3 separate regions of the Homo sapiens genome follow, and regions 2 and 3 are each linked to region 1. Evidence: chromatin loops called from intact Hi-C (ENCODE). Cell type or tissue: heart left ventricle. All regions are shown on one strand. Region 1 holds the start of LOC124900665 (a long non-coding RNA gene). Region 2 has its middle 78 kb from the start of DRD5. Region 3 overlaps SLC2A9 (solute carrier family 2 member 9).

The links. A loop is a pair of places that touch in the nucleus more often than their neighbours do. Peaks named below come from ENCODE experiments on the same cell type or tissue, not always from the same donor. Only the 100,000 strongest peaks of a DNase experiment are listed, where the experiment ranks them.
Region 2: a loop joins it to region 1, with 8 times the contacts of the local background. A loop is called at or near these places in 11 of 110 quality-filtered maps.
Region 3: a loop joins it to region 1, with 2.4 times the contacts of the local background. A loop is called at or near these places in 8 of 110 quality-filtered maps.

Annotation. Positions count from the first base shown.
Region 1 is chr4:10,062,876-10,065,375 of GRCh38, reverse strand. It overlaps LOC124900665 (a long non-coding RNA gene), which reads right to left and starts at 1,362. Exons shown (of 2, transcript XR_007058029.1): 1 at 1,282-1,362. RefSeq lists an enhancer at 1,419-2,033. In heart left ventricle, a CTCF peak has its summit at 1,443; a DNase peak (open chromatin) is centred at 1,515.
Region 2 is chr4:9,702,400-9,704,899 of GRCh38, reverse strand. It overlaps the pseudogene FAM86MP and the pseudogene ALG1L3P. Among named protein-coding and RNA genes, the nearest start is that of DRD5, 78 kb to the left of the region's middle. RefSeq lists an enhancer at 1,386-1,445. In heart left ventricle, a CTCF peak has its summit at 1,255 (motif pointing left); a DNase peak (open chromatin) is centred at 1,263.
Region 3 is chr4:9,903,975-9,906,474 of GRCh38, reverse strand. All of the region lies in intron 8 of SLC2A9 (solute carrier family 2 member 9), which reads left to right. Among named protein-coding and RNA genes, the nearest start is that of SLC2A9-AS1, 83 kb to the left of the region's middle. In heart left ventricle, no CTCF peak of the experiment used is centred here; a DNase peak (open chromatin) is centred at 1,094.

The sequences.
Region 1 (2,500 bases):
AGGAAGAAAAACCATGACTGAGATATTTAGCTTCTTCGTTATAATTCAAAATTCACTCAATCATTTATTCACTCATGTAATCAACTGTAGGGGCAGCAAAATTCCACTTCCATACTCTTAGGGTCCTGCTTGTGCTGGAGAATTTAACTGACATAAGACAGATGAACAGGAGGAAAGCATGCACATTTTTAAATACAAGTTTTATGTAGCACAGGTACCCTCATAAGGAAATAAAGTCCTGAAGAAGTAGTCAGATATACTGAATTGGACAAATAATAGTAAGTTGTGAAGAAGCAACTAAATGATGTGGGGAGGCTTAAAAGGTAAGAGTTATTTGCACAAGGTTGGTACAGAATTCTTTCCATCTTAGCTTCTCATCTTTGAGAATAAGACTGTTGCATCTTTCACATAGGGATCTCATCTTTTGCTTTTAACAAATGGCATGAAGGTCAGAGTGATCTTCTTGCATCTGCTATTTTTCTTTTTCTTGTTTTTTTTTTCGAGACGGAGTCTTGCTCTGTCACCCAGGCTGGAGTGCAGTAAAGCGATCTCCGCTCACTGCAAGCTCTGCCTTCCGGGTTCACGCCATTCTCCTGCCTCAGCCTCCCGAGTAGCTAGGACTATAGGCGCCCACCACCCCGCCAGGCTAATTTTTTTTTTTTTTTTTTTGTATCTTTAGTAGAGACAGGGTTTCACCATATTAGCCAGGATGGTCTCGATCTCCTGACCTCGTGATCCTCCCGCCTCGGCCTCCCAAAGTGCTGGAATTACAGGTATGAGCCACCGCGCCCGGCCACACCTGCTGTTTTTCAAGTGGCTTTAACTTAGTGTCAATATGCCCGAGTGGTGTAATTTCACTCCTTCAGAGCCAATGTTCATTGGTCATTAACTAGGCCCAGACACCTCACTTGGCTTTGGGGACACACGCAGCTTTGAGAATAAAACAGACATAGGTTGTCTTGTGTCACTGCATTTATTTTATTTTTTAAAGACAGGGTCTCACTCTGTCACCTGGGCTGAAGTGCAGTGGTGCCATCATAGCTCACTGCAGCCTCAAACTCCTGGGCTCAAGTGATCCTTCCACCTCGGCCTCCCAAAGTGCTGGGACTACAGACATGAGCCACCACACCTGGAAATTTCACTACATTTATAGAGCAGTGGAGAAGAAGGTAAACAAGGGATTCCAGAAGTGCCACGTTGGTAAAGAATGCTCACACAGCTGTGGGAGCCCGATGAGGGACATGAGGTCCAGCCTGGCATGGATAGGAATTATCATCCTACCTTTCTGGTTTCCATGAGGTCCTGATGTACAGAGCATAGCATACTGCCATGTCCTTGAATGCCCATTTCCCATTCCTCCTGCCAGCCTTGATTTAGAAGTCCTTCTCCTGCTTTCTGGAGGCCTGCATTGTCTCTGGTGTCTGAGGTCCCTGGTTGCAGTGCTCAGCTTAAAACAGCAGAGAGCAGCTTCAGATCATGGCTGGGCAGAGGCTGAGTCAGCCTGCAGGATAACTGGCTCCTAGCAGAGGCGCTAAGGAAGCCTGGTATGGGCCAACGGACCAGGCAGGCCCTCCTTCCAAGCCTCGGCCAACAGGAACCCGTTTCCTGGCTTTCAGCCCTCAAAGAAACTGCCTGGGTCTGTTTTGAAAGATCTCGAGTTGGCTGAAAGGGACATTTTCCCCATGACTGGCACTGGTTGTCAAGCCTGCTGGGCCCAGCAGGAGGAATGCCATCTCTTTTATCTCACCTTCTTTGTTAAGAGGATGGGCTGGCAGGGAACCGCTTTGCAATTATCTTGTTTAAGATGAGCAGAGGAGATAGTTGCTCCCTGCAGGGATAACCCAGGTCCCCAAGCCATCTCCTTTAACCAGCAAATACATGAGCATTATTCTAGCTCATGGCCAGGGTGGGAGGAGGCTTGGTTAACTGGACACGGTGGCCTGGCGCCTCACTCTCCCTATCAAATCCTATCAAAGCTTCTCTGTTCTCAGCTTCTTTCTCTTGGGCAAAAGAGGTAAATTGCAATAATTTGTTCCGAAGGGGTGCTAATGGGTGGCACTCAGTTGATTTCTCATTCTCCCCACTTCCCCAAATCACTTAGCTGGTATCTCCGTATAAACAAGCCCTTCTCTACTTGAACTGAGGACTAAAGGAAATATATTTGTCCATATAATGGGGCTTTTATCCAAGAAGCATTTCTCAAAGTGTGGTCCAAGACCACCCCTATCTGTAACGACTTATAAAAATACGGATTTCCTTCAGCTCAGCTACATTGCCACAAATGACAGGATTGTATTCTTTCTCGTGGTCAAATTTGTATTCCGAGGTGTATGTACACTTTCTTCATCCACTCATTTGTTGATGGACACAGGTTGATTCCATATCTTGGCTATTGTGAATAGTGCTGCAATACACATGGGAGTGCAGACAACTCTTTGGGAAATGGATTTCCCTGCCTTTCCTTTGGATATATACCCAGTAGTGGGATTACTGGATCATA
Region 2 (2,500 bases), 360 kb after region 1:
GGCAGCTCAGCTGCAGGTAGCCACGTCTGCCACCACGCCCGGGTGGGCAGGGTTCTGGAGACTGGCACCGAGCCACGCTCCCTGATCCCTGCTTCTCACAGCCAGGGTGGGACCATGTGGGGTCTGGTGGAAAAGCTAGGGAGGGAGCAGAGGTCACAGATGCTGGCCCTCTCTGCTGCCCAGTTTTGGTACAGTAGGCTCGGGAAAGTTAGGACACACCCCCTCCTGCCCTCTGGATTTATGGAGCTGACACTCCACAAATGATGCTGGAGCCGGGTGGGTCGGGCTGCAGTTTAGGAAGTGATCAGGATCAGGTAGGTGTGTAGGTAAAGGGAGCTTCTGGGACCAGCCTTGAAAGATGGGCGGAATTCTGCAAAGGTTACTTGTTTCTTATTGCTAAAAGTAATACATCATTCTTGCCAACAGAGTGACTGGGAGGATTTTCAGTAAAGGTCCAGGTCGGAAGTCATTTAGACTGGGTGCCCCAGTCTCTGTCACAACCATGGTACTCTGTTGTGGTGTGAAAGTAGCCACAGATCGTCTGTAGATTAAGGGGTGTGGTTTTGTTCCAATAAAACTTTATTTAGAAACACAGGCTGTGGGCTGGATTTGGCCTGCAGGCTGTAGTTTGTGATCCTTGATTCAGACAGTTTAGCAAGGCTGAAAAGAACACCGACAGCCACTCATTACCCACAGATGGGTGGGACTGTGTTGGCCAGAGGCCGAGAGGAGGGTGCTCACAGGGGAACGTACAGCATGTAGAGGCCGGAAGGTGCTCCAGGGCACCAAGTGTGGGAAAGTGGGACATACAGGTAAGTTTCCAGGGGAAGTTTCCGGAAAGCATAATGTCAAGTTGGAGGCGGAGCACTGCTGGGGCGTGAAGGGTCTTGAGTTCAAGTGAGGGAGTTAGGGGCTTGGGAGGGGTTGTTATTGGGTCGGGGACCTGGGGTCATCCAGGTGGTGACCTGGGATGGGGTTGGGACAGGCAATGAGGTAAGCTCTGCTCTTTATTTTTTTGCAGATGCTTTTCTCAAACTTTCCTGACCCTGAGGGCAAGCTAAACCAGTTCCGGAAGAACCTGCGGGAGTCGCAGAAGCTCCGATGGGATGAGAGCTGGGTGCAGACTGTGCTCCCTTTGGTTATGGACACAGAACTCCTGGGCCAGAGGCTAAAACCCCAGGGCCCCTGCTGTCCTTCCCGCAGCTTCTTCTCGGAGTCTCAGGGCAAATCCTTTCGAGTAGCGCCTCCCAGTGGCCAGAAGCTGATATGACGGCAGTGGTGCCGCCTGGTGAATGAATTGGTTCTGTGACCGGGGAAGCTGTGGTTGGCCCTGATTTCTTCTCTGGAGGCTCAGAAACGCTTCCTGTCTTCTTCTGTTCTTCACGCCCCATGCTCCTGCTAGAGTATTACTGTTCTGTGACTTCCCTGTGACCTCTGCAGTACTCCTTAGCCTGCGTTTGGTCTCCAGGTGCCACCTTTCTGCCGTGTTCCTAACATGTTGATTCCTGTCTTGAAAAAAGCACCTGCTGCACCATAAGCCCAGGGATGTGACAGCTGCAGCGGGCTTGGCTTTGTGAGGAACCGAGTGTGTCCACGTTGGGGGAACATCATACTTGATACACACGTTTTTATTTGCACAAAGAAATTGCTATTTTCGGAGCCAGAATTTTCATGTCTGATTTATGGTGATTTTCTTAAGAACCAGAACTGCTGGCAGAAAGGGGGCACCCACACGCTTAGATAGCCGATGTCTTATTAGAGGGCACTTTGTGGTTCCTGATTTGGAAATTAACACTCTCCAAACATTCCAGTCCAATGAAAGTTTTATCCGCTTTCCCATATAAAAATTCTTCCCACGAGAGTGACTTGATTCTCACGATCCTGTTGGAGTCGTGTGTGAGTCCTACAGTGTGAGGTTCAGCATTGCCATCTCCAAGTGCTCTCCTTAGGGAAACAGTTTCTGGTCATGATGAGCTTCCGCTTCCCATGTGATCCTGGCCCGGCCTGGAAACAGAACACGTGTTTGAGGATGGCGGTGTTTGGGGACAGGACATGAGCATTTTGTGTGGGGCTGCTAGGACAGGCCTGGCGGGGTGGGGGGTGTCCAAGTCAGTTTACTTGGTTCACAGGTTCCCAGGCCCACCCAGGTGCCTAGAATTGGCCTCCAGGATGGGACAAGAAATCTGGTTTTGCATAGAAATGGCTAGCAGCAGGCACCGTGCTGCTGTCCACTCTCTGCCTGCGTCCATCCTAGCACTTGGCACAGCGGGACAGAAGCAGAGATCTGAACCCACATCTACCTGGCTGCTCAGTCAACCCACTCTTCACAAAGCTTAGAAAGCCGCCGGGTACAGTGGCTTACGCCTGTAATCCCAACACTTTGGGAGGCCGAGGCGGGCGGATCACTTGAGGTCAGGAGTTCGAGACCAGCCTGGCCAACATGGTGAAACCCCATCTCTACAAAAATACAAAAATTAGCCAGGCATCATGGTGGGTGCCT
Region 3 (2,500 bases), 160 kb after region 1:
GACTCTCCATTTTCTTATTTATTATTTTTTTGTTGAAGTGTATCATATATGCAGAAAATCATGTAGATCATCACCTTCCCTGAATTAACACTAGTGCTGAACGATTTATCCTTCTCCAGTAATTTTCTGTATGATAATTTCCTTAACCATTGTCTGCGGGTGAGGTTGTTGAATGTCTCTGCTCGGAACCTGATGGCAGTGCCATGCTTTCTGGGTTCCAGTCCCAGCTCTGTGTCTTTTTATTAGCCGCGTGACCCCCAAGTAAGTTATTCAGCATCTCTGTGACTCAGTTTCCCCACTTCTAAAAGCCATCATCCCTGCTTCATAGGGATGGGCTGAGGATTGTACCAATGAATATACATTAAGTGATTCCAGCAGTGGCTGGCAAATGGTATACACCCAGTAAGTGGTAACTATTCTTGTCCTATTTAGGTAGATTTCCATAATGTGTGATTTTACATAAGGCTACGATGGACATCCTTGTGGAGAGCAGGATTTTACAGGGGGTCTTGCTATCTTTTGACAGTTGAGGAAACTAAGACCAAAAGGAGTGACTTACTCTGGGTCACACAGTCAGCTGGCTCAGAACCCAAGAGAGTGGGGAAAGAGAACATCATGGGGCCCCTACTGTCCCTGCCACCGACACCCCAAAGTGTTCTACATGGGACCTCATGAATGCTCACATCATGCCTGAAAGTCCAATGACTGCCATTGTTTGAAAGAGGGGCACACTGAGGAAGTGGCTACACTTCTTCCCTTGGTGCAAGAAGACTTCACGGGAAGCCATTCTTATTCATTCCAGACTCCAGAAGCCACTCCTTCTCATCCCGATGCTCTGGCAGGCAGATCATCTTCCTTAAAAGCTGACAATTTTGGGCAAAGTATTCCTTGGAAACCCCAGAAAGGAGGGTAAATGACTTCACAGTCCTGGAAGGGAAGGAAGAGTCCTTTCTAAAATCAGAACTCAGAGTCTCAGCCTCTGGAGAGCACTCCTGCCACTGCCTTTAAGTTTGGACCCAGTGGATCTCAGTCATCTGGACCATGGCCAGTTGGTACCCCGCCATTTAGCAAGCTCTTGCCAGCTCCTCCCATGGTCAGGCTGTTGGCCCTGTGCTGGGCTTACAGAGGGCCTTTGCCATGGTGCCTGCCTGTAGGAGCTCACAGTCCAATGGAGGAGGTTGACTATGACCCAAGGATAAATGATGTTTTGCTGTTCTAGAGGTGCAGGAATCTCTGTGTGGGAGGTTCCTCTGAGCAGGAAGTGATGATTCAGAGCTTGGGTGGTGGATTCTTTCATGCAGGCATGCATTCATCCATTCCACAGACACCTAAGGTGCACTCATACTGTGCCAGCTGTCACAGGTGACGTTGCCGTGATCTAGAGAGAAAAGCAAACCTGGAAACAATTACCACATGCAACACTGAGACGAGCTTCCCTCTCAAATAAGGGGTTCTGGGAGGGATTCCTGGAGACAGGGACCAGGAACCTGAGAGCTGAAGGGCCAGCAGAAGTTAGGTGAAGTGAAGTGCATTGGGTAGTCTGTCCCCCTTTCATCTTCTCAAAGAGCTGGAGATGCAAGGATGGATGCAGAATAGTCCATTGGAAACAGTCCTTAAAATGGTAGCATTGACCCCAATTCCTGGAAAGGCATGAAACTAAATTCAGCATGAGGTTGAGAGTGTGGAATAGAAAAATGTTCTGGGGAGAAACAGCTTTGGCTTTAGGATGAGGCTACTCTGAATTCAAATCCTGATCACCCATTTACCAGCTAAGTGGTCTTGGGAACATTGCCCAACACATCTGAATTTATTTGCTCATCTGTAAAATGGACATAACCATTCCCACCTGTGGTAGGCAAAACAATGGCTCCCCAAGATGTCCACACCATGATTCCCAGAAGCTGGGAATATATTACCTTACATGGCACAAAGGAATGTTGCAGGTGGGACTAATCTTGAGATAGGGAGCTAACCCTGGATTACCCAGGTGAGCCCAATATTATCACAGGGTCCTTGTAAGTGAAAGGGGGAGGCAGGAGGGTCAGAGTCAGAGAAGGAGATGTGATGGTGGAAGCAGAGGCAGGAGTGACGCCATTGCCAGCTTTGAAGGTGAGGAAGGGGTCACACGCCCAGGAATGCAGATGTTCTCTAGAAGCTGCAGCAGGCAAGATTCTGCCCTGGAGCCTCCAGAAGGAACCAGCCCTGCAGACACCATCGTGTTTGCACTGCAAGATCTATTCTAGACTTCTGATTTCCAAAACTATAAGATAATCCACCTGGGTTGTTTTAAGCCACTGAGTCTGTGGTAACTCGCTACAGCAGCAATAGGAAACTAATACAGCATCTGACAGAATTATGGAAACAAAATCCAAAGTGTGTGAAAGCCACTCCCCTGTTCCTCACAGAGCATCAATATAAGGTAAGTTCCTTGCACTTTCCAAAGTTATGTATATATAAAAATATCATATTTATATAGGTTATATATATAATATGCATAATA